Linked DNA regions of Mus musculus: regions 1, 2, 4, 5 and 6 are each linked to region 3. A link is a loop called in an ENCODE intact Hi-C map of the cell type or tissue named here. Cell type or tissue: heart. All regions are shown on one strand. Each heading gives the region's core, and the rest is flanking DNA. Links, peaks and the distances in the headings are about the cores only. Region 1 holds the start of Rab33b (RAB33B, member RAS oncogene family). Region 2 holds the start of Foxo1 (forkhead box O1). Region 3 holds the start of Nhlrc3 (NHL repeat containing 3). Region 4 has its middle 6.2 kb from the start of Foxo1. Region 5 holds the start of Cog6 (component of oligomeric golgi complex 6). Region 6 holds the start of Ufm1 (ubiquitin-fold modifier 1).

Region 1 (4,905 bases), core at 613-4,612, 2.0 Mb after region 3:
GCGCAGCCCCCGGGGGCGGGGAGAGAGAGAGAGACAGCGGAGAGGAAGGAGGCGCGGCCCGGCTGTGGTCTCGCGAGAGGCGGCGGCGCAGTGGCGTCGTGGCCGCCTGGTCGCAGCCGGGGTTGGGGCTTGGAGTTGGGCTCTGAGCATCCCCTGTGCTCACCGCTTCCTCCGGGCCTCCGTGGAGCGGGGCGGAACGGCGTGGGCAGGAGGGTGAGAGGCTACTCAGCTCCTGAACCTGATCTTGGCCGTAGAGACTCTCCTCTACCTCTGCCTTCCCGGTGCTGCAATGAAAAGTGTACACTACCACGACCCGCTCAGTTTGTTTTGTAAAAGAGACAAATTGTTTTCGGCTGGTTTGAGCAACACAAGTCTTAAATCTCTGTGATTCTCTTCAACTCCATAGAGTTCCAGGACAGCCAGGTCTCCTTGAGGCAGGATCTCTCAGTCAAACCCAGAGCTCATTCCATAGAGCTAGTCTTGGTAGCTAACTTGCTCTGGGGATTCTGTCTCCATCTTCCAAGGTAGGAATTACAGGAGGTCTTCCATGCCTGCTCAGCATTGCCTTGGGTTCTGGGGATCCAAATTTAGAACCATCTCCTTATTCCCTTCTTTCCTATCCAGCCCCCCCCCCCCAGGATTTTCATATTGTAGCTAAAGCTGGCCTAGAACCTCACTGTGTATCCAGGCTGGCTCTGATTTTTGTGGGAATCCTGTCTTAGTCTCCTGAATACTAGGGTTACAGGTGTGAGACTATGCCTGGCTGAATGTTACCATTGGTTTAAAATTAAAAATAAGTACCACTTAAGCTGAATGTAATACCACATGCCTATAATCCCAGTACTGAGAAGGCTGGAACAGTATGTTAGTGGTTACATGGAGACGTTTTGGAGTCAACTCTGAAGGATCTGACATGTTAACTTTGTAAGTCAACAAGTTCCAGTGCCAGTTGATGAACTGTCAATGAAACTCCTAGGTGAGAAAGAAAAGGCACCTTCTCAGAGAGGCAGAGTATACCCCATTCCCCAAGTGATGCCATGAGGCCAAGGTGATGTCTGTCCGATGTAAGTGGTAGCATTACAGGAAATGCTCTGCAGGAAACGGGTATTTCATAAATGGTCTCTGAATCTGTCCAGCTTCATCCAGAAGAGTGATGGTGCCTTTTCTCATCCTGGAGACCAAACAAGACTCCCCCTAGAACAAGAAGAAAAAAATATTTTTTATCACGCAAAAAACGATTGCTATACAAATATCCCTAGAAAAGAGCCCAGGAAGAAAGCTGTTGATCACTTTGCCTGAATTTACAGACATGAGACAAATGAGAATTAACCTCCATTAAATGGTTAATAGTTCATGAGATAATTTCACCATCTGTGTGCAGTGTTGGCAGCATTTTTCCTAGGAGGACTGAGATTTCCCGCATTCTTTGAATGCTTAGTAATTGGGCTTACATCCTGGGCATTTTAAACATTTCATTTTGAGACTTGGGTCCTATTGAAGTTCCATTGAAAATGTAGAACTGCATGATATAATAGTACATGCTGAGGCAGGAGGATAATCATGATTCAAGTTCAGCCTGGCTGCTGCCATGATGATCATGGACTAACCCTCTGAAAATGTAAGCAAGCCCCCAATTAAATGCTTTATTTTCTAAGTTGTCTTGGTCATGGTGTTTCGCTATAGCAATAGAAGAATAACTAAGACAGAGGCCTTCTTTCTCTCCCACTAAGGAAAAATGCTTATATTTAACACAATGAACATTCTTTCACTTGAGTGGAAATGAGTGGACATGGATGCTTGAATAGACTCTCTAAATCTCGTCAGTGCATAGCACTTCTGTAAAGCAACTCTGTGTGCTCTCAGGAAACACCTGGCCCTTGGGCTTTTTCTGCCTCCATGGGAGACCCGAGGCATGAAGAAGTGATACAAGGAACTGTACTGTTTATAAACATTTTGGTGTTGCACTGTGGGACATTGTGGTTGGGCCCTGGTTACTCCTTCCAGAAATAAGACTCAGACTCAAAATATATCTGCAAATATCTTGGCCATATAGCTAGGTTCTTCTCTGATTAGATATAAATTAAAATATCCCGTTTATTCTAGCCTACATTCTGCCATGTGGCTGGTTACCTGTGCTCAGGTACCATGAGTTCATCCCGTCGTATCTTTCTGGCAAATCTTCCCACCTCCTTCTCTCCCAGAATTCTTTCTCCCAACTCTTAGTTCCTGCCTAAGCTGATAGTTTGTCAGCCAGGAAAGGTGGCACATAGCCATGATCCCGGGTCCGCAGAAGGATAAGGCAGGAGGATCTCAAGTTCAAAGTCAACCTGCTGAATGTAGCAGGAGCAGAGGCAGGGTGACTGCTGTGAGTTCAAGGCCAGCCTGGTTTATATACTGAGGTCCAGGACAGCCAGGACTACATAAAGATTCTCTCTCAAACAAGCAGTATACCTATTATGTCCTTATAATGCCAAATAAAAAATAAATATGTATATGTTAAAAAAAAAAAAGAAAACTCAGTGGTAAGCCATTTACCTAACAAGGCCCTGCATTGATCCCCAGTACCCTTAAAATCTCAACAATTCTCTTAGGATAACATTTATGAATGACTAAACTTGTTTTTGGTTTTTTTTTTTTCTACAGTAGATATATATAGTGAAAAAGTGATTTCTCCAAAATAGGATGCTGGGTATGGCTGTTAAACTGTTCACTGGTGCCCTCTGGTGGCTACACAGGGAGAATGCACTCTTTTCCATGAGCCATTTTTAGTAACATAAAGAGTAATACTGGAGCTGATGGTAGAGTACATCTTAGCATCTGTGAGGCACATTTGATCTCTAGCACCAGAAGTAGTTATTTTGAAAAGTCACTTAATTACAACTATCATTTTATAGTTGATAAATATAAAAGTCAGAGCTGGGCATGGTGGCACACGCCTTTAAACCGAGCACTAGGGAGGTAGAGGCAGGCGGATTTCTGAGTTTGAGGCCAGCCTGGTCTACAAAGTGAGTTCCAGGACAGCCAGGGCTACACAGAGAAACCCTGTCTCGAAAAACCATACACACACACACACACACACACACACACACACTACACATATACATACATATGTGTACACACACACATATATATATATATATATATATATATATATATATATATATATCTCAAAAATCTTAAGACACTTTTTCTGCTTCAACTGGGACATAGCTCAGTTGGGAGAGTGCCTACTTAGCATACGCAAAGCTCTGGGTTCAACTTGTAGAGCTTCATAAAACTGGGTGTGGTGGTGCACTCTAATCCCAACCCTTGGGAGATGGAGTTGGGACACCAGACTTTCAGGAGCATCCTCTCTGAATTCTACACCATTTCTCCAGCAAACCTCTCTTCATACTTCTTTCCTGCTGCAACTATCTTTCCTCTTTACAACCCCCCTTCTTCATGTATTTCTTCAACTGGGTACAAATCATTCCTTCTGGGCTATTATGTATCAGTTACATTCCACTTTTCCTTTTGGTTTAAATCTATGTACAATTACAGTACGTATATACGTGCTGATGAGTGTGTACCGTGTGTGCACCCAGATTGATGACAGAGATCAATGTCAGGTATCCTCTATCAATCTCAATCCTTTGGGGTGTGGAGAGAACGTTTCTCAGAGATCCTTGTCTGTTCTGGAACTTGCTATGTAGAGCAGGCCTGCTTCTGTCTCCCAAGTGCTGGAACTAAACCCAGGTCCTCTAGAAGAACAGTCAGTGTTCTTAACCACTGAGCCATCTCTCCAGCCCCTATCTTATTTTTTGAATTACATATCTGTGTGCATGTGTGTGAGGAGCCACATCACAACATACACATGGATATCAGTGGAGTTCCACCATATGAGTCCCAGGTCAGCACTCGATGTCTGAGGCCCTCACCTGGAGCTACTTCACCAGCCTGAGTGCTGAAGACAAGGTCTCTGTATCAGGCCATCCGGCCAGCACCCCAGGAATCCTCTCACCTCTATGGCCAGCACCCCAGGAATCCTCTCACCTCTATGGCCAGCATCCCAGGGATCCTCTAATCTCTAACTCCCAAAGGCTGAAATTCTAAGTGAGCCTGAGTTCTATGTAGGTGCAGGGGCATGAACTCAGGTGCTCAGGCTTGCTTGGCAAGACTTTACCAAGATAGCCAATTTCCCCAGCTCCATGGAAGGCAATTCTTAATTAAGTTTTGCTAATTTACTCATTTTAGCTACAGAACTTTACATAGTTCAATTTATCCATTCCTATTTAGACATTCTTGTGTTACTGGATTGGGGGTGGGGGTGGGATTTGGTTTTGTTTTGTTTGTGTAGCCCTGGTTGTTCATTCTGTAGATCAGGCTGGCCTTGAACTCAAAGATTGTTGGAATTAAAAGCATTCAATATAACCGCCCAGCAACACTCTTGTATTTTATACAAATATAATTTGTAAAAGTTAAAATTTGTAGGGTATCAAGGAAAGAATTATAAACTGCTTCCTTAAATATTGGCCTAGTGAGCCATAGCAGGCGATAATGACGAGGAATAATGAAAATAGCAATACTGACAAGAATAACCTTGTTTACTCTACATTGGGCTACAGTGGGAAAAAAAAGTTAAAAGTTATATCTAAATGTTTGACCTAGAAATTTTTAGTACAGTGTCTGAGACATGAGTCAGTCTGTAACCTGATTCTAACTTACCTGCAGGCTGCTGCAACAACTCCATTATACTGCTGTGGTATGAAACCTTTAGAGTTTGTGCTGTTACTTGGCAATTGAGTCACAGGATCAAAGAAAATAATCTTACTAATTCTGGACCTTCTGTGAAGGCAGATCGAAAATGGAGACCTCCAGGTGTACCATGGTGAGGAATAATATAAACTCTAGAGAGGCAAGAAATAG
Region 2 (4,905 bases), core at 550-4,549, 1.2 Mb after region 3:
CTGTCACAGTAAGAGACCCAGAAACTAAGAATGAGACCCGCTAGACCCCCAACACATATGCATGCATACCAGTTGACAAATGTGTGCTCGCACTATCAATTTAAGATAAATGTTACTTAGATACCATGTCCAAAAACAAGAAAAAGACAACACTTCTTTAAACATTGAAAGGTTTTGTTTTTTTCTTTCATTTTCTTGTCTTTTGTTTGCTCTTGTTTTTGTCTCAAGAGCTCATGTAGCCCGAAGTAGCCCAGGACAGACATCTTTGGGATGCCGTTTAACTTACAATCCTCCAGCCTCCAATTCCAACGTTTTATAATAATTCTCCATAATGTTTAACCTGTGTATACAAGTATACAAGTATACAAGTCATTTCCCTGTATATCTATCTATGCTACAACTGATGGCATGGACCACAACGCCCTGTTGATTATACAGTGTCAGGGAGTGAACCCTGCATGTTAGGAAACCATCCTACCATTGAACTACATCCCACTTTCTAAAAATAAATTTTGGACACTAACAGCTTCCCAGTTACTATGTCCTTCAAATTCTCAGGCAAGCCCTTAAGAAGACCACCATGAAGCACAGTTAATTAATAATTCTCAATAGCTGATTACAGGAAATAAAGCCTACCCCAAAGCTGTCACTCCTTAATACTCAAACAGTCAAGCTCTGGTTGCTTTGCACTGTAGGATTTCAAGTGTAAGTCATGATACAGTTTCTTCCTTTATGAATTCTCAGACCTGAGAGTGAAACTTAGCTTTAACAAGTCTCAGAACTCATTCTTATGAAACGTTAACCAGAAGCCTAGTTATGAGTTACAACCGTTCAGGTTTCTTCTTAAAATACCCCTTTACTCAAACTGAAAACACACTTGCCGTGGTTCAGCTTACGCCGACAGACTTTACTGTCAAGCATCTATCTACTCCTCTGAAAACACAGTGACCTGCTCCCTAGTCCAAAGCTCACTTGCTGTTCAGGCAATGGCTGGCTGGGTCTTCACTTCTCCAAAGCCTGAGCTTCTAGGTTCTTGGTGCCAAGGAGAAAAACAATTTAATACATAAATCATTAAACTCACATTATTAAGAAATCAGAAGAATGGAGTAAAATAACTAAAAAGATATTGTGACATAACCTATTTTTCTAAGAACTAATTTTAAAAATCAAGTTATAGTTCTCAAGAGCATCTTCACAATGCCGCCTGAAAGGCAAAACCAAAAACTCCCGCAAACATCACCTTATTCTTAAAGCAAGGCACGGCTATAAACTGAGAACAGGAAAGAATGGGTTAACTACACACTGTGCTTTGGGTGCCCAAAACGTTTAAGAGGTTTTCTGTTTTGTTGTTTTGTTTTCAATAGCAAATGCTTTATGTAACAGTTGAAGCTCCCACGATCAAGTAAAGCACTGGAGTACTTAAAAGTCACTGTTAAGTAAAATTGGATTTTAAAGTCAATCACTATCTTGTGAATTAGAATTTGAAAAATAGGTATTTTGCATTTTGGAACACTTGGTAATATTGCACGTAAGGGTAAGGTCTTGTATGTATCTTTAAAACTCACTGTGGGAAAAATAAAACCACCCCTCTGGCTCTTTCTGCAAGAACTTTCGTCTGAGGTGAGTAAGTTGACCTTTTAGAGACTTTAACCACAGGGATGACAGAGTATGTGAAACCACCTTGCTATTACAATCATGCCGTGAAGGCTAATCTCTGCTCTGCTGCACAGCCAAGGCCAGGAGGGGGAAAAAACTGGATATTCTTAAGACATATGTCCCACCTGTGATTCTGAGAAACTGTCAGCCACAGGTGGCCACACCTCGAGAGGGACTTCTAGGTAAGATTCTCTCCTCCCCAAAGGCCCCAGCCCTTATACCACCCCAACCTCCACTGGTAGGGATGCCACAGTCCACACTGAGTCACCTGTCCTCTCCCTCCCACCGGAAAGGTAAACAAAGGCCTTAAACACCTAATTTATAAGTCTCCAATCCTCCTTCGAGGCAAAAAGGTCTTCCGTAATTCCCCAAGTGAGCACTTAAGACTTCCACCAAATACTCACTTCAGGGCTCCCAGACTTGCCCGGTCGTGGGTAGCTGCATGCTTTACGGTAAATCACTCCCCAACACTCACGCATAATCTGGTCACACACAGCAGCCTCTCGGCTTTCAATTAAATGCATACCTCCCCAAGCCAGCCCAACTGTGGAAGCCTTTCTCTGAGTGCAAAAAGTGTGGCCTCCCAGCCTGGAGGCACTGGCCCTTTAAAGGTTCTAGCTTCCTGTACACCCGGTCCCTCCCTCCTCGCCTGCTCCCGCCCCGGCCAAGGGTCACACTTGAACTTTAGATTGCCCAGAGCCTAAAAGCCTTGGCCACCCACTTGCGCGCGTCCGAAACCGTACCCAGTGAGTGGGAACGCTCGACCACCTGCTCAGTGCCCAGGCCACTTTGGTTAAAACCAAATTTGCCCCGGCCTCCGCAACTTTCTGCAACCGCTGGCCCGCACACGGCTCAGCCAGCTGCGCGTTTGGCTATCCCAAAAGCTGCGGGAGCCCCGCGCCTGCGTGCGCGCGCGTGGGGGTGGGGGATGTCTCCAGTGCGCCCCGCACCTCCGCGGTCGGGTCCCGGGGAAACCTTGGCGGCCGAGGGTCGGGAGAGTGGGTGCGCGTGTGGGTGGAGGAGTCGCCCGACCCCCTCGCAGGAGGTCTGGAGTGTCAAATGGAGAGGGACCTTGGAAGCGAACCCCTCGCTCCAACAACTAAGCTAACTTTCACGCCTGCTCTGCCATTTCACTTAAGTTCCCAAACGAGCCCTGCCCGGGTCTCTCTAGAAGTCCCTCGCCTGCACCTGGTCCAAATTTGGCTCTGGGTCTCCGGGAAGCCCCCGCCACACCTGCCATTTCTCGCCCCGCTCTCTCCGTGCGCCCATCATTTCCGGGCCCCGAACACCCACACTGCCGACCCTCCGCCGGCCCCAACACATCCCCACCCCACCCCCCAGGGCCGCCCAGAGGCCGTTCACCTTCCAGCCCGCCGAGCTGTTGCTGTCGCCCTTATCCTTGAAGTAGGGCACGCTCTTCACCATCCACTCGTAGATCTGCGACAGGGTGAGCCTCTTCTCGGCTGAGCTCTCGATGGCCTTGGTGATGAGGTCGGCGTACGACAGGTTGCCCCACGCGTTGCGGCGCGACGAGCTGGTCTTGCGCGGCTGTCCCGCGAGTGGCCCCGCGGCGGCGGCAGCGGAGGGAGGCACGGGTGGGGGCTGCGACAGCGGCCCGGTCGGTGGGGGCTGTGGCGGCGCTGGGTGCACGCAGCCCGCCTCGGGGCCCTGGAAGTCCCCGCACAGGCCCCTGCTGGCCGCAGCCGCCGCCGCCACGGCCACGCAGCCTGGCGCCCGCGCGAAGTCCTCACTCTCCTCCAGCAGGCTCAGGTTGCTCATAAAGTCGGTGCTGACAGCGGACGCCGAGGCCAGGCTCGCCGCGGCGTCGGGGTTGGCGGCCGCGCCGCCCGACGGCGCCGGACTGGAGGTGGTCGAGTTGGACTGGTTAAACTCCGGCCTGGGCAGCGGCCAGGTACAGGAGCGCTGCCGGGGCAGCGGCTCGAAGTCCGGGTCGGTCTCCACCACCTGGGGCGCTTCGGCCATGGTGCCCCCGCCCCTCCCCCACCAGCAGAGAAGTACCGGGAGACGCGGCCACCGGGGGCGCGGAGCGGGCGACCCGAGTGTCGCTCCGAGATTGGGGGGCCGCGGACGGCGGACGCACGCCGGAGTCAGGCGCGGCGGGGCGCAGCGGACGGACGCGCCCAGAACTTAACTTCGCTGGGTCACCGGTGTCTAAGGAGCCTCCGAGTTCGTGCCTAGGACGGGGCACCGACCAGGCCGCGGAGCCCGGCAGCTCGGGCACCGCGCTCCCGCTGACAAGGGCCGCGGACGCCAAGGCAGACGGGCGGACGCTGCGGGCCGCTCTAGCTCTCCGCGGCCGCGCGACAGCGGCGCTGCTGCCTGTTGAATGTGGCGGCGGCGGGGACTGAAGCGACTCCGCAGACTCCCGTCTTACGGGATCTGCAGCGGGCTCCCCGCCCGCGGCGGCGCGCGCGCCGCCCCGCCCCTGACTGACAGGCTGCGCGGCCAATGGACGCGCGAAGTCTCCGCCGAAGCAGCCAATGAACGCGGGCCTGGGCGGGCGCTGCCTTCCCTCGGGAGGCGGCAGTAGGTTGGTGGGGGGCGGTGGGGTATTTTTCTTTCTCACACACTTTTTTTTTTTTTTCCAATCTCCGTTATTATTTTCTGTAATTCTCAAGTGTTTCTGAGTCTCTGGCGTCTCAGCGATCGGATTGCTAGGAGGCAAACCGGCGTGGAGGCGGCTACCATACTTTTGTTTACTACAGAGTGCAATCGAGTACTCCAGGCAGAGCCCAGACCCTGACTCCCGGGATGGCGCGGGGCCGCTGCGCGCTCCCGGACGCGACGTGGGCGGTGGGGCGCCTCGTGGATTCCACTCAAGCCCGCTCCGCCCACGCGTCTTCGCGCAGCTCTCGGGAAGTCGGTGGGGTTTGTTTTGGAGGAATGTTTTCTTAAGCTGGCATCTGCCCTGGCCGCCCCAGGCGCGCAGATCCTTCGGTGAAGACCCGTCGCTCTGCGGCTCCGGAGTAACCGCTTCCCACCCTACCTGTGCACACCTGCAAGACGAGCCTCTGCGGCTCGGTCCAGCCCCCAGCCTCCACTCATCCTGAACCCCAGAGAGGTGCGGCGCGGGGAGAACACTGTTGCACAAGCACCTAGCTCCAGTAGCGCCTCAGATCCGACGTCTTCTATGGGAACCGCTTTTCTGCCACGGGAATCTCACTTTTTCCTGAGGACCGGTGTGGTGGCTAAAGAGTCAGAGGAGCGCTTAGAGACAACTTTGTCACT
Region 3 (4,905 bases), core at 545-4,544:
ACCACAAAACAGCTATAATATTTGTATTTTCTCTATATATCATTCTGCTAGGAGCAAATGCAACGACCAGAAAAATCATCCAGGGATGCTCAACAGGTCAGCGTTTACATGGCATTCTGGGTAATGCACGCTGAGGAGTGTTCTTATCTTTATCATTAAAGAGGCAGTCAAAAGCAAGGTTCGGGACCAAATCCTGACTTGAGCTGATGATACCAATCCTATCTCAAATCTTCCCCTAACGCTGGAGAGGTCCAGCTGCGGCCCCACACAGGACATGGAACACATTTAAAAAAAACAAAAACAAAAACCACCACCACCACCAAAACCCCAGACTCCTGGGGGAGTATTAGATACCTAATGAGGGCTTGGCTTGGGGTTGTACACTGGGAGTCCACCACCTAACTCCAATTAAGAAGCTGGAGTCAAACAGAAAGTGCTTACTAATTAACAGCTCTTATTACTCCCATTTTGAGAAAACAAAACAATGCCTTTCCTATTTTTCCCCCAAGTGTCTTCTCACATGCTTCTACTTTGAGAAGTGAGAGCCAGTATTACCTGTGGGTGTACAGTAACAACAGAAGAGGAGGCCCATTGGCATGGACATTTACAAAATCTAAAGCAATTTCTAAAAATTATAGCACCACCCCTACTTAAAAACGCCCATATCTATTTTACTGCATTTTAGTAGACTAAGACACTGTCGCTGTCTTCTCCATCTGGCAAAGCCAACTGGCGACACATTTTGATTGCAGACTAGAACTGTGGCCTTGAAGGCTACCCCGTCTGAACAGACTTTTATCTCTGGAGCCTTTCCGATTCCCTCGTTGATATTTATTACCAGACATTTTTACAAGGCTGAGAAGGGAGAAGATAGACATATGCATGTCTGCATTCATGTCTACCTTAACTTAAAATTTATTTTCTCAGAATGGTTAAAAAACAGCTCAGAAACCAACTGTGGCAAATTCTAAGTACATGATAAAAAGACATTTTGTTTCAAATTTTAATTAGATGAGACTCAGCAAGTGCAGAAGTTTATTTGAAAAGAAAAAAATTCAGCACCACCAAATATGAAAGATTAAATATATGTTATCTGAAAAGGGGGGAAGGGAGGAAAAGGGGTCTTACAAAGAGCAAAACAAAACTCTAGATCCGCTGGTCGTGGTGGCGCCCGCCTTTATTCCCAGCACTCGGGAGGCAGAGGCAGGCGGATTTCTGAGTCCGAGGCCAACCTGGTCTACAAAGTGAGCTCCAGGACAGCCAGGGCTATACAGAGAAACCCTGTCTCAAAAAACAAACAAACAAACAAAAAAACAAAAACAAAAACCTCTAGATCTGGCGCCAATTTTTGCAGTGCCAGTCAGGGGCACCGTTTGAGATGCCGAACAGATGCAAGCTGTGAGATGCTGTGAGGTCACAGCACTGCCCTTTCTGTCAAACAGGCAACCTGCTATTTTTTATGTAAGAGATACTTTTAGCCTCAACCTTACATTCCAAATTTTTTTTTTTTTTTTTTTTTTTTTTTTTGCTGCCTGGTTCCTTCCAGGAAATAGGAAATATAAACAGTGTCAAAAAGATGGAAGGAGAGCAAAGGCAGGGGAAGAGATCTGGAAAAGAACTTTCTCGGCATCCCTTCCAGTGCCTAGTCACTCCTGTTACCGAACCATGTTAACATTGAATAAATGTCAGTCAACCAAAAGCTCAGTTATTACGGATTTACAGTTGGCTCCGGGGCTGTAGGTAGTACAAACGTAATTCCCGTACCACAATGACTTCCCAAGTTTAGCAGTGAGGTGGTTTATCTTCTATTTAAGCGGTGCAACGGACCAAGATGCAAGTTCTTACGTTACACAGGAAAGTTCAAGTTCCTCTGCTGACTACACACAACACCTCAAAGAAAGTAACTCACGACCATTATTATCTCAGACGAATTTCAGGGAACAAGGTCAATTACCTTTCGAATTTCATCCAGCACCGTCTCAAAGGACTTTTTGTCCATCTTGAGTACTATTCCGTCGTGACGTCTCACAGTTCTTGCAATTACAAAACGCTCATCCCAGGTTCGTCTCGTGGATAATACACCAGGAGGAGAAAGGAGGCGAGGAGGTAGAGTATTGCAAACTGCACCAAAACAAAACAAAAAATCCCAGAACGAAAACTTGGAAAAAGTTGGGTTTTTTTTTGTTGTTGTTTGTTTGTTTTTTTAAATAAAAATCAGACTTCAGTAGCTTCTTCACACAAAGCTTCAGCTGCTCAGAGCAGAGCGGGCTTGTGCGTTTGCAGAAATCAGGGCTCCGGAGGGTGCCGACAGCCGGGTGCTCCGGGGAAGGCCGCCGAGCCACGCTCCGCTCACCGCCGTGATCCGGGACACGTGGCCCCGCGGGCGCTCAGACCCGCCGATCCGCCCGATCCCGGGGTCCCGCAGCTCCGGCAACCGGCGGCCCCCGCAGGTCCTTTGTTACGGGCTTTCGTAGCTTCCGGGAGCGGGCGGGCGGCCGGGGCGCACTAGGAGCCGGACGAAGGGGGCCAGAGCCTTGCGAAGGGAGGCTCTCGAGCACCTCAGCGCTCATACGGCCAGGCGCCCAGCGGGTGCTCCCCTAAATGCCCCACCAGCTCCAGGGGACCTTTGATAGAGCGTGTCGCGCCCACAAGACGCAATGGTGCACCGCCACCTTAAGTCGCTTTTGCACAAATGATTAGTTTGGGGCGTCGGGGGGGGGGGGCGGGGTCCTAGTGTGGGAATATAGGCGTCCACGGCAGAAGCCTGAATGCTTGTGGAGCAGACGTGACTAAAGTCCTTTTCGGAGCGTGGTAGTCATTGTTTTAGTGTCACGATCCCCTAACTCTTCAGTTTCTCGGTGCTCTGTTTTGCTTCTTGAAAGTGAGTTTAAAGGAGCGAAGAGTAAGTAGGTCAGGAAGATCTGCGGACGCCGCCATCCTAGTGGCCAGGAGCACCTCGGCGTGGGGACCAGGGTCACTCGCTGGGCGCCTGACTCGGGGCGGAGCAAGGAGCAGGACACCCGGAATTAGTCTTCGGCGGTTCTCCGGTCGAGTTTCCCGGTGCTTTAGTCTGCCTCTGCCCTAGAGCCGGCTTCAGGCCTCGCTGACTTTCGCCTCCCAGACCCTCGCGATGGCGAGAGCCTGGGTCTGCCTGGCGGGCGCCGCCTTCTTCCTTTCCTGTCTGGTTTTGCATTCGCGCTTCTGTGGCTCGCTGGTAAATAGCAGGCAGAAGGCTGTGGGTGTGGGTGCCACCGAGGGGTACAGCCCCTGGGGTCCCAAACCTGCTCCCCTGGGGCTCAGCAGCTGACGACTCGTCCTCTCATTTAGTGTAAAAAGAATGCACGTGGGGCTGGGGAGGTGGCGCGGAGGTTGGGAGCTCGAGCAGCTTTTTCAGAGGACTCAGGTTCGATTCCCAGCACCAACTTGAAGGCTCACTCTCTCACTGTAACTCCAGTTCCAGGGAGCCTGATGCCCTCTTCTGGCCTTTGTGGGCACATGGTGCACATAAACTCACCCGAGCTCATGCACACAAGTCTAAATAAAAATAAGTAAACATCACACACACACACACACACACACACACACACACACACACACACTGGATTTTCCCCAGCTCTTACTACACTCTTAAGTCACACACACACACACACACACACACACACACACACTGGATTTTCCCCAGCTCTTACTACACTCTTAAGTCATCATTAGACTTTTCTTATGGTTGTTTTGATCTTTAGATATACAATCTTATTTCCGGCTACCTTCTGGTTGTCGAACTGAATCTGAGTATTTTGATTTTATTTGAGGTTTCAAGGACATTTTCTTTTCACGTTTCCTGGAGAATGGAGGACCCTCTTTTCCGGCTGGATTTGGGTTGGCCCAAGAATTCGGAATACTTCACTGGTGCAACATTTTGTGTTGCAGTTGATTCCCTCAACGGGTTAGTTTACGTAGCCCAAGTAAGTAGAATGCATTTTTTTTTTTTTTTAATATGTGAGCCTGTGAGGTCAAGAGAGACCAGAGTGTTAATGCGGTTATCAACTACCAGTGGTTTCCAGGATTGAACTCTGAGTGTCAGTCTTGCTTAGCAAACACTTTCATCTGCTCAGCCATCTCTTCAACTAGAGATTTTTTTTTAATTTTAATTATATACATTCAGTTTGATCACAACAGACAGGAATAATAAAAGAACAGTCAATCTGAGCATGACAAAAAGGAAAAAAAGAAGATGAACAGAAAGGAAAGAAGTGTTTCCCACCTAGATAGCCTGCTGCATTTATAGTATGCTAACTATGCAATTTAATTTTGAGTTGGCTTCAAGTGCACATTTTAGATTTGTATGCATTAGAAATTATTAAGTTTTGAAGTTAGTGCTTTTTTTTTACACACTTCTAAATTTCTTATTATACTTTCATTTTGATTTCTCTGACAAAAGTAAAGATTAGCGTTCCTATTGAGTGATTCTAAGCAGTTGTTTTTGTGTGCCTTCAGAGAGGGGATAACATCCCCAAGGTATTAGTGTTCTCAGAGGATGGCTATTTCCTACGAGCCTGGAATTATACAGTTGACACACCCCATGGTATGTTTGTCTCCGGCACACCATTTGAACAGTCCGTCTGGATCACGGACGTAGGAAGCGGTATGTGTAGTACTATCTATTAAATTGCCTTCCTAGATAGAGTCACATCTTTGCCCATGTTCTTGCTTATACACTTTAAGGCTAGCATTGCTGAATCTAATCATAATTTCCTTAATATTTCATAAAATCATGTCTTTCTACAAATTTGCACCACACTACTGTATAATCAAGAAATTCAATAACACTATAATCCCGATCTTTTAAACTTGTCAAGGGAACTTTATTTGGGTGGGGGTGGGATGGGGGGCAGACTGTCATTCTTC
Region 4 (4,905 bases), core at 285-4,284, 1.2 Mb after region 3:
AGAGAGGAAGTTTTAATGAGGCATTTTAGTTGGAAAGCTAGTGTTCGTGAATGCTCAAATTACAAAGTAAGGAATCAATTGCTGTTTTATAATATCAGCTCGTTTTCTTGTTCTTCTAATCTAAGCACCCCATTTCCGTAGTGTTCAATCCAGGCAAGGGGTTCAAATGTGATGGCAAACAAATGGCCAACAGAGTCCAGGATAATAACAAAGAAATGATCGGCTGAAGAAGAGGCTACTAGCATGTCTGTCTGTCTGTATGTCTGTACACACGTATGAGCAAGCATAACAGGAAGTGTGTGGAGGCCAGAGGATAGCTTTCTTGATTCTGCTGCCTCATTCCAGCTTGTGGACCCTGGAGATCACATTCAGTTCCTCAGGGTTGGTGGCAGGAACCTCACCTCACTACAGCTGTGTTGCTACTGGGCCATCTGCTTACATTTTCTAGTAACTAGCCATACTGCTTGCCGTTTGTTGAATTAAATCAATGAATGGATGAATACATAAATAGAGGTAATGGCTGTGTGGTTAAGAGTGCATGTGTTTTTCTATAATGTGCAGACTACCTGTGTCAGAGACGACGTGAAAACAGGAGACAAGAGATTATCAAATTTCAGGGCCCAGAGGAATGGCTCGGAGGTTAAGAGAACTGAGTGATCTGGCATAAGGCCTCGAGGTAGCCCACGACTAGTCTAGTTTCAGGGGATCGGACGTCCCCTTCTGGCCCCTGCAGGTATACTACACATGAACTGCCACAGGCAAACACCCATATACATTTAAATGTTTTTAGAGAGAGGAAGAGATTATTACATATCAGATTTGACTGACTCAGAAGACCCATCCTTATGTAAAGGCCCATGTGCCAGAAAATAAGACAGACAGACACACACACATCTTTCAGGATATCATGTTTCTGTTTTGCAGTAAATACTACCTATAAAAAACATGGCAATGTTCTATTTCCTAAGGTTTAACATGCTCTATTTTTGGTTTTTGAGGCAGGGTTGTGTAACCCAGGCTGGTCTCTAACTGGTCGAGTAGCTGAGGATGGCCTTGAACTCTTGTTCTTCTACCTCCATCTCCTGAGGATGCAGGGGATACAGGATTCACTCTGCACTTAGGTTTAACATTTAAAAATGAAATTTCTAATTAGCAGATGACTGAAAGAGTGTGCCTGGAAAGAAAAAAAAAGGATGCCATATGTACTTTAAATAATCTTATGTTTCAACAACAAACTCAAAATAGGATATTTTAGTTATGTTGCATGTTTGAGCTCTACAAGATTCTAACTTGGAAAAACTTTGCAATACAAAACGAAGCTCCACTAGAGGTTGACTTCCTTAGGGTTTCTATTGCTGGCATGAAGACACCAAGACCAAAAAGCAAGCTGGGGGAGGAGTGGGTTTCTGTGGCTTACACTTCTACATCACTGTTCATCATCAAAAGGAGTCAGGACAGAAACTCACACAGGGCAGGAACCTGGAGGCAGGAACCTGGAGGCAGGAGCTGAGGCTGGGGCCGTGGAGGGGCGCTGATGATTGGCCTGCGTCCTCTGGCTTGCTCAGCCTGCTTTCTCTTAGAGCCCAGGACCACCGCCAAGGGTTGGAACCAGCCACAATGGGCTGGGCCCTGCCGCCTAGATCGCTAATTGAGAAAATGCCCTACAGCTGGATCTCCCGGAGGCTCCTTCCCCTCTGATGACTATAACTTGTGTCAAACTGACATAAAACCAACCAGTACAGATGTCTTCTTTCTGTTTTTCGGATTTGTGCATCACCGGAAACAAGAACATCTATCATATGACGTGGCTGAGGATGTCACTCAAAGGGAGGATGGGATGGCATTACAAATTTATGTTCCTTTTACTGAACAAACACTATACCCCTGCAACAACAACAGCAAAAGCACATGATAATTGGCGCCTGGCAACTCCAGTTCCAGGGGATCCGCTGCCACCTTCTGGTCATTGAGAGCACTGCATGCATATGGTTCTCACATGCATGCAAGCAAAAATAAATTTTTTTTTTTAAAAGAAAACTAGTTCAGTTTAGGTTAATAAAAGATGCCTAGACACAATGTAACCAGCAACGATCATGATTATTTTGGGTTTGTATACAGAAATGAAGTAGAGCCTATCCAGTCATTAGTGCTTGGCTGTTGAGACAGCTTCAGTAGTCAGCTCTTCCAGGCTGGCTGGCTTCATGTCCTTCCTGGCCTTTCCTTTTTCTTTCTCTTTCTCTCTTTCTCTCTTTCTCTCTTTCTCTCTTTCTCTCTTTCTCTCTTTCTTTCTTTCTTTCTTTCTTACTTTCTTTCTTTCTCCCTTTCTTTCTTTCTTTCTTTCTTTCTTTCTTTCTTTTCTTCCTTCCTTCCTTTCTCCTCCTCCTCCTCCTCCTCCTCCTCCTCCTCCTCCTCCTCCTTCTTTTTTAAATCCTGAATCACATTAAGTTCCATAACCATCAGAGAGTGATCATTACTGCATTTTTTTTTTTAATAGAAAAGACATCCTTTCTCCTGAGTTCTAGAGGTTAGAACCCAGGAAAGTTTATCCTATAGGGCCTTGCTCCATCTAATCTAGCCCGGCCAACATGCTGCTGGAGTCAAAGCCAGGGCCACTGTCTTGAGGCACCCGACAAGATTTAAAAGAAAACAAAACAATTCTTGTGGTTCCTCTCTGTTTCAAACATGGCCACAAAGGAAACCAGATTGGGTCCCCCTCTACTGTCCAGTAAGCATAAATATCAGACATATTTTTAAAGTATGCTAAAACAATGCAATACCGTGCCTTGGCAATGGAGTGGGATTAGAAATGTATGTTCATAGATTTCATTAAGCCACCTTCAGTGAAGATGTGCCTGTCTTCTATCAGTCTCCTGTGAGAGCAGAAACAGCTATAGAATAAGCCAGTTTTATGTATGGTTGTGCTCCCCCAAGTGTATGCTTAGTTGGGACCATAGGAGGTCACCTCTTATCTCCCTTTTTGGCTGCCCCACTGGAGGTACAGGAGGGCTGCCCCCTCCTTGTTCCAGTGATGGTAGGAATGAAAGTGACAAGGACTACTGCCTTGGGTCCTCCTGCCCTAATCAGAGGAGAAATGGGCCTCCAACAGATAAGTTAGCAGACAGACGCAGACATTGGACACCCGCCGTTCTCCCCTGGTTATTATGGCTACACTATACAGCGGGTTAGTCCAGTGGTACGGGCAAACCAAGTTCCTGTGTGAGCGAAATAAGTTTCTGAGTTATGAGTAACGGTGAGACTGAGATTCCAACAGGCAGATAGGAGGTGATAGACATAGCCAAACAGGAGTCCCATTTGTGAGAGACTCTTAGCCCAAGTCTGGTTCAAGCAAGACGGTCCAATTCTGGTTTTGGTGTGGAACACGTTTGTCATGGGAGGGTGACTCCGGGACCTTCCATTCACCTGTATCACACTTGGCGTCCCCAGGAGGACAGGGTGATGTTGTCTCCAGGCATGTGTCAGTCCGCTTTTCTGAAACATTTTGATGAACACTTGGTTCTGGGTTAGAATAAATGGCAGGGCACTGAGGAGGGAAACAGATGGTCTCCGGAACCCTAATATGGACTGCAGTCTGGACCCTTTGGAGAGGCTGGAGATATTTTAAAAGAATTGATTATTAATCTCATCCATGATAGGGTCTCTTAAACAAGGCAACCAGGGGTGGCCTTCCAAACACGATCTCACAGGGGGTGTATCTCAACTAGTATCTCTTTCTAGGAAGGGCCATGGGTGAAGGACTACGCCCATTTCTACTGGGTTTAAGAATTAATTTAGAGAGGATGGGCTTAGTAGTCTAGTTTATGTGTGAACTGTCTGGAACTCTGAGGTTAGGGGGCTCAGTGGAGTTTCTAGGTTACACTTAAGGCCTTGTCTGGATGAAGTGGAGACAAGTTCATTATCTGATCCAGTCGATGGGGCAGCCCATCGATTAGAAAGGAGTTTTAGCCACCGTCAGAGCAGTCTCCCTGCAGATAAAGCAAAGGCTCTCATCTCCTTGAGAAGGTATCCTCAGACACGAACAGAGACTTACTCCCAGGGCAGACTAGGCCAGCCTTGAACTCAGATATCTGACTGCACCTGCTTCCTGAGTGCTGGGATTAACATGCCTGGCTAACAGTTTTGTTTTAGTTTTAGTGTAAAAGTAATTCTGGCTTTTCTATGCCCACTCTAACTTCCAAATAAAGGCACAGAGACCTTATATTTATGAAAAGTCTTCTTGCACTGTATCTGGGCAAGGCTTGCATCTATTCCAACCCAACTATGCTGCCTGCTACCTGGCCATGTGCCCCGTCGTCACCTGACATCTTAGTCTTGGTCCTGGCTGCTCCGGCTCTATCCATCCTCCCAAGGGAACCATCTCTGGGGAATCCTGGCAAATCTGGTCAGCATCTGAATACACAGTGCACAAAAACCACCTCCCAACATCTCAGTGTTTGTTTCTGTAGCTAATAGGCTTCTCTTCTGATAAATCATGGCGGACATGGCATTTGGTAAGGCCAAAACTGAGGCTCTGGTCCGAGTCTACTTTAGTTTCTGGAAAGGTTGTTCCTCTGCTTCTGTCTTTTAAAAGGCGAGTCTCCTGCCTTTCCATGACAGAATAATGGGCTGGGGCAGTTACAGCAAACCCAGCAATCCACAGCTTGTAATGTTCCACATCCCCAGAAATTCTCCTACCGGCTTCTTGGTTTGGGGGATAGGGGTCCTGAGGATGGCTGCTTCCCTTGGGGTATCATTGAGCGTTTCCTCCCGTGCGTGAACCACTATCCTACCAGATAGCCTATATCCTACTAGAGACCTCCATTTGGCAGAGCTCAGCAAGCCCTCTGTGTACTTCAAATAGGAGGTGGTTGGCAGCTGCTACCTGTAGAAGATCATCTACACGCTGGA
Region 5 (4,870 bases), core at 871-4,870, 450 kb after region 3:
TGTTTTTTTAGTTATCCTTTAGGGTGCTAGTTTTCTGCTACTCACCAATTACTGAACACTTTCTACCTCACTATAGTTTCATATACAACTTTCTTCTTACATTAAAAAAAATTCTTGAGGATGGAGAAATGGCTCAGAGGTTAAGAGCATTGGCTTCTCTTCCAGAGGTCCTGAGGTCAATTCCCAGCCACCACATGGTGGCTCACAGCCATCTATAACAAAATCGGGTGCCTTCTTCTTGTGTGCAGGCATAGATGCATGTAGAATACTGTATACTAAATAAATAAATCTTAAAAAAATCTTTACCATGAAAGAAGTATTAGACCTATGGAATTCATTAGTCTTATTATGTATTTCAATTTGAAGAGGGAACTGCCCTATAATGTAGAAGCTACCAACAACCTGCTAGCAACAGCCAAGAAATGGCACCTCATTAGTCTAGGGCCCATGCTGTTCTTAGCTAGAGTTCATATTGATTCATTACCTCATATAGTCAGAATATATAAACTAGAAACAAAGCAAGCTTGTGTGTGTGTGTGTAGAATTGGACTTCCCATCATATTGTTCTTGGTCTGCAAAAATATATCATCCTCGTAACACCAATACTGGACCTTAAACCAGTGGTGACATCTTGGTGTTTGCAATTGACAGAAATGAGGTCTTGCATTGAAAGATATTAGGACATTAAGATAGAGCATCAGCAGGGACTCATTGAACTAGAGGCTGAGAACTCCTCATGATGCTGAGTGACCAAACCAAGAGAGACTCGGGTGGCTGTATGACAGATCCTAAGGAGGAACTGGAGTCACCTGTGGAGTATGGGAGCAAGGATGGGACCTAGAGAATCACCAGACCATTTCCTAGAACTGCCATGCTCTGGGGCAAAATGAAAACCACAGAAACCTCATACAGGCAGAACCACCCAAAGGCTCTGATTCTTTTTGTGTGACTGTGTAAGTCACCTCACCAGATATCAAACCTTGGTCAGCTAACAGTCTGGAAAAGACAGAAATCTTGCATTCCAGCAACAGCTTAGTGACAGTTGTGGGAATAAGACCTATAGTGTTTACCCATTTTATTCTGCTTTCTTTTTTAAAGAACAGCTTCTATAGGATTGGTTATTGATCGTTACTTTACTGCTATTGAGGCAAAAGTTGGTGCACAGCAAAATCTTGACTTGACTGGAGTACAAATACAGAGTGGAGTAAGGCCCCCGCCCATGCAAATACTGAACAAAAATGTCAGAATTTTATTTATTTATTTATTTATTTATTTATTTATTTATTTACATATCATGAGGAACTTAGGAGTTATACATTTTTATTGCTATAGACTTTGCATGGGGGAATTAATCAATTATTTTAAAGAAGTGGTAGCAAGAAAGTTGTTATTTGAAGAGAATATAAAAGGCATATAGAAGTTGATAAGGTTTACAAGGTCTGACATCCTTGGAAGAGTGGTGCTGTGGTCTGAATGCTTGTGTTTCCCTAAAATGCAAACACAGAATTCCTGGTCTCTGCTGTTTGGAGGCTGAACCTTGAGCTATGACTAGATGAAGAGGGCGAGTTAGTTATGATCTTATAAGACAGCTCTCAGAGAGCCAGCTCATCCCTCCAATCTATCAGATGAGGTTAGTAGCACAAACATGTCCATCCATGAACACAGAAAGGGACCCCAGCAGAACCCAGGGCCATTGGTGCCTTGACTCTGGACCTCTCATCCTCCAGAACAATCAGAAATAAATTTCTATTGTTTGTAAGCTACCAAGTATAGAGCATTTTGCTGTAGTAGCTGAAAAGGATTAAAGAAGATTGCAGGAATTAGTATATAGAGATTTGAAATTTTGGGTGCCTGTGCCCAGTAACATGTTATGGCGAGAGAGTTGCTACCACAGAGCAACTGCCAATAAATAAGACTAGCTCGATAATGTGAATCTGAACTTGCAGGTGTAATAAAAAAGATCAGTTAACACTATCACAGTATGGCCATTATTGATAATTGTCACCGTGTTTTGTAAATCAAAAAGTGATATCGCAGGCTGAAGAGATGGCTCTGTGGTTAAGAGCACAGCTGCTCTTGTGTAAGACCTAGGTTCAGTTCTTAGGACCCCGGATTGGAACCATCATAACCCCAGCTCTAGGGGGACATGACGCCCTTTCTGGCCTCCACTGGGACTGCATGTATACAGTGCACATCCATGCATGCATGCATACACACATACACACATGCATACAGGAGAAACACTTTCTTGCCCACTGCTTTCCAGCTACACTGCCTTTGGTCAGTTTGTGAGAATGCAAAGTTCCTTGTTTCTGGGCCTTTACATGTAGGCTTTCTCCTATTTGGAGATTTCTCACAGCTCTAGGTCTCTTTTAAATCTGAAATTAAAGGCCAGGTCCTTCCAAGCCTTCTTGAGTAACCACTTTGGCCTGCATTTCATTTCTTTCCTCTGTCTCTTCATTGCCTTCTGTTTACTGTCTTGTTTATTATTTATGTCAGTGCACACCAGCAGCCCTGGCAAATACTCTAGCTTCGATTGATGCTTTTCAGAATGATGAATTCAGATAAACGAAATTTAATTGCAATCAGTTCTGTTGATCATGCATGCATGCCAGCTACTGGTTTCGGCATATTTTACATATACTTTACATTATTACTTTACATATTTTACATTATTACTTTGGCTTTTTTTTTCAAGATTCAGATTCCTGAAGTCTCTTTTACAACCTCCAACCTCTTTTTTTTGTTGTTGTTGTTGTTGGGTTTTTTTTGTTTGTTTGTTTTTTTTTTTTTTTTTTTTTTAGTTTTTCGAGACAGGGGTTTCTCTGTATAGCCCTGGCTGTCCTGGAACTCACTTTGTAGACAACCTCCAATCTCTTCTGAGCGTGTCCTCGCCTCCCAGGATTTTAAAGTAAACCGGGCAGGTAGAGCGTCTCGGATCGCGGTGCGCATGCGCGGCCAGGTGTGCGCATGCGCGAGTGAGTGCACAAGCGCAGTGCTTCCGTTACGCCGGGTCTGTCAGCGATGGCTGACGCCAGCGGGGAGGTGGCTGCGGTCCCCGCCTCCGGGGCCGCCAATGGCTTCAGTAATGGGGCAGGTGCGACCCCCGCGCAGCCCAACAATCCGCTGTCGCGTAAGCTGCACAAGATCCTGGAGACACGGCTAGAAAATGACAAGGTAACCGGAGGGGGCGGGGCGGACCCCTGGTCTCGGGCAGAAGCTGCTGCTGTCCTAGGCGTAGGGAAGCGCTTTTTGGGGTAGCTGTGCCCTGCCCTTGCGCTCTTGCTGTGTCCTTTACTTGAACTCCTTCCCGCACGCCCTCCCCTTAACCGTCTAGAGCAGTACTTCGCGGCTCTTATCAGAGCTGGCTGTCTCCCCTGCAGCTTTGAGTAGCCAGGTATAGCCGTGCCTACGTGGCACAAAAGAATACAGTAAGGTGGGAGCCGTAAAGACGTGGGTAAAGATAGAAGTAAGTAAAAATAAGCTGTCAACAAGAATTTGACTCCTGTGTGTCAAAAACAGAACATTAACATGCTGAGTTATAAATAAAGCCCTGGGCTAGATAGGGTTGTGACATGCTACCAAAAGCCATACTGAGTAGGACAGCTTGGGATGACAAGCCCAGTGTTAGCATCAAGAAGAAACTACAAAGCGCTTCTCAAAGCGGACCTTAGGTCCACAAAACAGCGAGAAAAAACAAAACAAAACAAAAACGTCATGGTCGCTGATTTGAGAAATTTGCTGCGGGTCTGATGAATAAAACTTTCTGAATCCCTGTGAACCACAGTACTTCAAACCCTGCTGCAAGGACTGGTCAACATAGTAGACCCGTTTCTCCAGCACTCCCAACTGCCAGGCACACAAGCCACTCTTTGCAATTTGAGTGAATCGAGCTATAAAGTTTTGCCTGCATTTATCTGACTTTGGCTCTCACTTCTTCAAGCATCTTGACAACTTTGTGCAGGAAAAAACACGTTCACAAACAACTGGAAGCTCCCTAAGAGTTCACAGAATCCAGAACTCATTGGCAAAAATGTGTCCATTGTAAAGGTTTCTGTTTTAATTAATAAAGGTGTTTGAGCTATTGATTTATAATTGGCATACTAAAATCAGTTTCTTTTGCACCAAACCAGTATAAATGTACATATTTTTATCTCATGATACTTGGTGCTATAACTTTCTACACTTTGACAATTCACTTACAGTCTCTCAGAACATATACTACATAAAGAATTGCCTTCTCAGAAATGGAGGAGGAATGGAGGGAGGGGAGAGGGGCTGTGAGGAGAGTAGGGGAGGGGAAACTGGTCAGGATGTAAAATAAAGTTAAATGAAAAACGGGAATTACCTTCTTGTAAAAATTAACAAATATATTAAAGTTCAAAGCAATTCTGTTGTGTACTACCTTTACATATATAACTATATGTAAGTAGACTGTGAATTGTGTCCTGGAAGTAAGTTTACTGCTTATTAATTAAGTCAGATATTACTTTTTGAGTCATTTAGTGGAAATAAGTCAATTGAAAATAATTTTATTGAGTTTTGGCTGGATATCAGGAAACCACTGAAAAGTCAGCCCCAATGATGTCCCTCTGTTGTCACTTCGGCAGGAGATGTTGGAAGCTCTCAAGGCCCTTTCAGCCTTTTTTGTTGAAAATAGTTTGCGGACTCGAAGAAATTTACGTGGTGATATTGAACGCAGAAGCTTAGCCATCAATGAGGAGTTTGTAAACATCTTCAAAGACGTGAAGGAGGTATGTAACTTCTTTTAGTGTTTATGGAGAGCTATATGTTTGGTGTTTTGATACTTTTTTTAATTAAATTGCAATGTATCTGATAATGTACTGGTCAACTAGAAGCCAACTTAAAA
Region 6 (4,905 bases), core at 644-4,643, 400 kb before region 3:
AAGTAGCTATTAAAAGTCTGCTTATGTTTGTTATTAAAGATACTTTAGGATTTAATATTTTCAGCAAATTAGAGGATCCTTTTGTTATAAAATTTGCCAATTGAAAATGACTTGATAAACTTTTTTAAAACACAAAACATTGAATGTATATGACTCTATAGTGTTCTTTCTAGAACCAAGGGGAAACTCTCAGGGCACTAGAGATGGCCATTCTTGAGGACACAAACATGTGGTGGCAGTGGAGGAATTAAAATGGAAAAGAGTATTCTAAACAGCCACAAATAGGTGCTTCCCACTATCTTTTGATAATTGAGTGGAAATGAAGACATGACCACACCTAGGTATTGTTGAAGACAAGGAGTTTATTGTAGATATAAGGGAGAGTTCAGCTAGAGGCATCTGGATGTGTCTAGACTGAGCCTGGTCATGAAAGAGGTGGGGAGAGTCAAGAGAGGAAGAAGAAAAGAGAAGAGGAAAGAGGGCAAGTAGACCAAGCGAGAAACTGAGGCCCAGACTATAGACTATCAAACATGGGGTATAGCACAAGAAACAACTGACACATACATAACTTAGGGGACTTAAATCAGCAGCTTGGTTTGGTTAGGGGAGAGGTGGAGCCACTTGGAAGGAAGCTCATATATGCCCCTCCCAAAATCTGTTCTAAAGTTGCCTGTAACATTCCAGTCTCAGGTGTGTCTTAGGAGCCTTCGATTTTATTTTGATGCAGTACGGTATTTCTGGAGTAGCCTTAGCATCTGACTATTGAAGTTGCATACCATTTGGGGTTGAATCTTGTAGTCACTGTGTTGTGTACATATAACAGAAACTCTGAACAAAGTAAGTTTGTTGACTATTCATGCCCACTTGAGTGGCAGGAGGGCTGTCCCTGCCATGCTCACAGACTTCTTCTTAAGCCCTTTCCCCAGAGATGGGGCAGGCCTGGCACCTACACTTCCCTACTGGGCTTAGCTGCCAATCCCAACGCTGAGGAAGAATAGCTAGGAGCCCTACTACAAGGGAAAACAAACAAACAAACAAACAAAAACCCTCCACCAATTCCTGAGCTCGCCCAAAGATCAGACCATGTATTTCCTCCAATCCCAGGCCACCCCGGAAATCTCTGTCCCCATCTCACCCCTCAGGAAACGCTATACCAACCCCATGTTTTGCCGGGTTTTCTGCTGCTTGTCTGTTTCTCATCCTAGCAGAGGCAGCCACCCTCCTGGGTTCTCCCCTCCCAATGAATCTCCCGGGTGAAGTGTGTTGTGTAGTGTGACTTTGTGGTATTCCTTGGCTCTGGACTGCCAGGACGACTTTCCATCCAAGACTTATGGTGTCCTTTTCAGCGTTGTGTCACATAGTTCCATACTTGAGCAGATACAAATTTTATTTAAAATATATGTGTATTCTTAGAAACAAACCAAAATTTGTATTCTAACTTTGTGTTATTTCAATAGATGGCACGGGTAGACAGGTAATTTTGTCTTCAGAGACAAGACTTTAGTCATACACATTAACTATGTAGTTTTAGCTGTTAGAAGATACAGGCCTTGATATCCATATCTACAAGTCAGTATATGTCTCTTGGATTCACTACATGGCATACAGCAGGAGAATATTGGAGTGCTACTTACAGTCAGCACCAGAATTCTCACCTTTGGGAGAAAACATTATAGACCATTATAGAAAACATTACAGGAAAGATGAGATGTAGTTCCAATGTTCTTAAGGGAGCTTCTAATCTATCAGGATTTCTCATGAAGAATCCACCTGTCATTCTAAAGTTTGACTGGGTCTCCTCTTGGTTCAGTGCCTATTTCTGGCTTCATCAACTTACTGCAGTATATATTTTTTAAAGGTATAGTTATTGTGAGATGGAATGCTTATCTTGGCGTTTACATTGTGATAAAGATGAAAGACAGCTTTCCCCTCTCACGATAGAAATCCAACCGACTGACAGATGCTAAAGGACTTATGCCTGATTGCTTGGGATCACAGCCTTTGGTTATGTCTGGTGTACACAGTGAGCTCAGCCTTTAGTTTAGTGCCTGCTGTACACAAGGTTCATTGGTCAGCTGAACAAATGTACCTGATTGGCAACCTTGCATTAGAGTTAAAGTCTATTTGGACACATCAAGAACAACGGGATATAGTAATGATTTTTTTTTCCCTCCAAAACCTGCTAGTGCTAGGATACAATTTTTTCTTCTGGGCCCTAACAGGAATCTCAGCATAATTCTATCGTGATAACTTTCTTTTGAAATTATTAAAAAGTCTGTAGTGAAGTGTGAAGTATGTGAAGAAAACTATAAGGTTAATACGGATGGAAATCGTATTATCAGAAATGCTAGAAAGATCAAAGAACGTTGTTAGTTAAAGCAACTGAGTCCAGCTTCTCTAGTATCTATCTGTGCCGGCTGCTAGGTTGCTTAGCAACTCCGCAACGCTTCCTCATCCGCCCGGACCTTGAGTCCCGGCCCCAGTTCCGCCGCCACGTCCGGCTTCGACTCAGTCCCTACTTCCGCCGTAACCAGCCAGTGGGGACCTAGCGGCCGCTCTGTTTGACATCCCTTATATTGCCTGACTAAAAATGTGTCAGTGAACTACCAAAAGTAGAAACATATCCTCTCTCTACCATTTACACTTCAACTTGATACAGACACACTCAGAATGAAATGTCTAACTGTGGGCTATCGGCCTTCTGTAGCCTGTGAGCTCCGACACAATTTTCAGGCGCTGTGTGGATAGCCGCGCTGGAGGGCGACGTGGGCCGCGAAGGCCCCCGCTGCCGGCCATCAAGGAAGCGCGGCGGGCGGCTGGGCGCGGTGTGTGTCAGGCGGTTCCACCATGTAAGTATCCGTCCCTGTGTCCCGGCCTTAACCCCGTGGCCGGTCCCGACCGTAACGCCTTCTCGTTCTCTCCGGCAGGTCGAAGGTGTCCTTTAAAATCACGTTGACGTCGGACCCGCGGCTGCCGTACAAAGTGTGAGTGACAGGCAGGGCTGGAGCTGGCCGGGCCTGGCGGGACAGAGGGGGACAGGAGGAAGGGTGCGGCATTTCTGCTGAAAGCCAGTGGCCCCTCGCAACGCTCTGGGTGGGCAGGTGCAACGGGAAGAAGGTTGGACGAGGATGGAACCCGTTTACTTGATTTAAAGGTCTTTACCTGGACCAGCTGTTACCGGAAGTTAGGGAGGACTTCCCAAGTCTGGACTTTTGACAGGTCCGACCCGAACACTCTTAACTTCAGTTTTTTTGCTTTGTTGTGTATAAACACAACGACTGGGTGCCTAGGTGCTGAACTCCCAGTCACACACACTTGGATCTTTATAAAAAGTGCTTAGCGGGATTGGGAAATGGGGGTGTAGGACCTTGTGTCCTTGTTGGGCCCTTCCTTGTGCTTCAGCAGTTCAGTTGATGGCTAACACAGGTTACCCAGCTCCATCTTAGTATGATTTTTAAGTTGACCCCTTTTGAGTTCCTGCAGCTGGAAGACCTATGCTAACCTGCGACAGACCAGGGTTTCCATAGATTTCATTCATGACGGGTTTGGTGGCACCAAGGCCCAGCTAACTGAGCTGAGAGCAGCTGTCATCGTTTTCTGAAGTTTCCCACCCGTGATCCATTCAGCCTCGTGGCCTGTGGTTCCCTTATCTTTCCATGTCTAAAATGGTCTACGTATCCCTCGTCTCTCCCGTAAGGGCTCATTCTAAACGGTTGTCTTCAGATGGCTGTATTCTCTTCCTCTGGATGATGTACCGCAGTGTGCCTTCAACAATAAAAGTTAAAAGTTTTCTGTCACTTTTGCCTCCCTAGTGCCATACCCACTCATTTCGTGTGCAGACGAAAGTCTGTAGTCTAGGTTTTTTTTGTTGTTTTTTGTTTTTTTTTTTTAAAGATCGTTTCTTTGCTAACTCCCAGGAATCTGATAGCCACCTCTCTGATAGCTTGGAATATTTTGCTTGGTGAAAAACCAAATTTATGTTCTCTGCACTTAACTCTGTTCCTGAAGAAATTACAATAGTGCTGATGAGTTTTATGTGAAACCCTCATAACTGGCACTCGACTGTGCTCCCCTAAATTTTCTCATTTTCCTATCCACAGAAAGTATTTTTGTCTTATTTCAAAATTTCCACAGCTCCTTTTCCCACCATTCAAAAGAAATCAGAGGGGACGCCTCTCACTTTTATGGAATGCCCGTAAACATCTCCCATGCCTTTACAAGAAAGCACATAGCTACTGTTGGGAAAGCCCCTTTCTACAGTCTTCCTGCTTTGTTCTACTGAGGATTAGGTTATTAATTAACATTTGGAAGGAAAAATGCTAGCACAAAAAATTCATCTGCGCTTCTGAGAAGAGAAATCCAGGCTTAGCCCTACAAATGTTATATGACATCGATGTTTTATGTGTTGACAAATAGAAACGTTTTCTCTGCTAGAGAGGTGTCTGGTTTTTGTACTTAATTAACACTGCCTTTAACATTTTTATTTTAAAACGTTAGACGAGAAGCAATAAAATAGACCAAGGCTATAGAAAAGTTGGCCTTGCTGACAGATCTCCTCCTGGGCATACTAGCACACCTATAATCCCAGCATTTGTGAGGCAAAGGCAAGCTAATTCTCTGGGTTGGAGGCTAGCGTCTTAAAGACACAGTGTCTTTAAGAAGAGAGAGAGAGGGTTCATCTAAGTGTCTGTCTGCCCATGGTCTGCACTTTTACCAACCTGGGTGGAGCCATGGCTTGGTGGTTTATTATATGGAAGTCTATAACATTTGTCTTCACAAACTAGAAGAGGATGTCAGATCTCATTACAGATGGTTGTGAGCCACCATGTGGTTGCTGGGATTTGAACTCAAGACCTTTGGAAGAGCAGTCAGTGTTCTTACCCGCTGAGCCATCTCACCAGCCAG

What was found. Peaks named below come from ENCODE experiments on the same cell type or tissue, not always from the same donor. Only the 100,000 strongest peaks of a DNase experiment are listed, where the experiment ranks them.
Region 1: it touches region 3 in a loop (6-fold over the local background); 5 of 42 quality-filtered maps call a loop at or near these places.
Region 2: it touches region 3 in a loop (2.9-fold over the local background); 7 of 42 quality-filtered maps call a loop at or near these places.
Region 4: a loop joins it to region 3, with 2.3 times the contacts of the local background. A loop is called at or near these places in 13 of 42 quality-filtered maps.
Region 5: it touches region 3 in a loop (4-fold over the local background); 10 of 42 quality-filtered maps call a loop at or near these places.
Region 6: a loop joins it to region 3, with 7 times the contacts of the local background. A loop is called at or near these places in 11 of 42 quality-filtered maps.

The regions. Positions count from the first base shown.
Region 1 is chr3:51,479,077-51,483,981 of GRCm38, reverse strand. It overlaps Rab33b (RAB33B, member RAS oncogene family), which reads right to left and starts at 16. Exons shown (of 2, transcript NM_016858.2): 1 at 1-16. In heart, for the core only: a CTCF peak has its summit at 2,723 (motif pointing left); no DNase peak of the experiment used is centred there; H3K4me3 peaks cover 408 bases; H3K27ac peaks cover 363 bases.
Region 2 is chr3:52,267,536-52,272,440 of GRCm38, reverse strand. It overlaps Foxo1 (forkhead box O1), which reads right to left and starts at 4,104. Exons shown (of 3, transcript NM_019739.3): 1 at 3,019-4,104. The coding sequence starts at 3,639. In heart, for the core only: a CTCF peak has its summit at 3,981; DNase peaks (open chromatin) are centred at 2,320, 2,980, 3,680 and 4,190; H3K4me3 peaks cover 4,000 bases; H3K27ac peaks cover 2,840 bases.
Region 3 is chr3:53,461,369-53,466,273 of GRCm38, reverse strand. Nhlrc3 (NHL repeat containing 3) reads left to right here and starts at 3,016. Exons shown (of 7, transcript NM_172501.2): 1 at 3,016-3,214; 2 at 3,810-3,962; 3 at 4,495-4,642. The coding sequence starts at 3,131. Proser1 (proline and serine rich 1) reads right to left here and starts at 2,479. Exons shown (of 13, transcript NM_173382.2): 1 at 1,955-2,479. The coding sequence starts at 1,999. In heart, for the core only: no CTCF peak of the experiment used is centred there; DNase peaks (open chromatin) are centred at 2,583 and 2,993; H3K4me3 peaks cover 3,493 bases; H3K27ac peaks cover 2,032 bases.
Region 4 is chr3:52,259,642-52,264,546 of GRCm38, reverse strand. No RefSeq gene overlaps it. Among named protein-coding and RNA genes, the nearest start is that of Foxo1, 6.2 kb to the left of the region's middle. In heart, for the core only: a CTCF peak has its summit at 1,965 (motif pointing left); a DNase peak (open chromatin) is centred at 1,926.
Region 5 is chr3:53,015,353-53,020,222 of GRCm38, reverse strand. It overlaps Cog6 (component of oligomeric golgi complex 6), which reads left to right and starts at 3,000. Exons shown (of 19, transcript NM_026225.3): 1 at 3,000-3,177; 2 at 4,611-4,754. The coding sequence starts at 3,025. In heart, for the core only: no CTCF peak of the experiment used is centred there; a DNase peak (open chromatin) is centred at 2,992; H3K4me3 peaks cover 1,510 bases; H3K27ac peaks cover 1,117 bases.
Region 6 is chr3:53,861,693-53,866,597 of GRCm38, reverse strand. It overlaps Ufm1 (ubiquitin-fold modifier 1), which reads left to right and starts at 2,791. Exons shown (of 6, transcript NM_026435.5): 1 at 2,791-2,849; 2 at 2,928-2,984. The coding sequence starts at 2,848. In heart, for the core only: no CTCF peak of the experiment used is centred there; DNase peaks (open chromatin) are centred at 2,497 and 2,797; H3K4me3 peaks cover 1,768 bases; H3K27ac peaks cover 1,500 bases.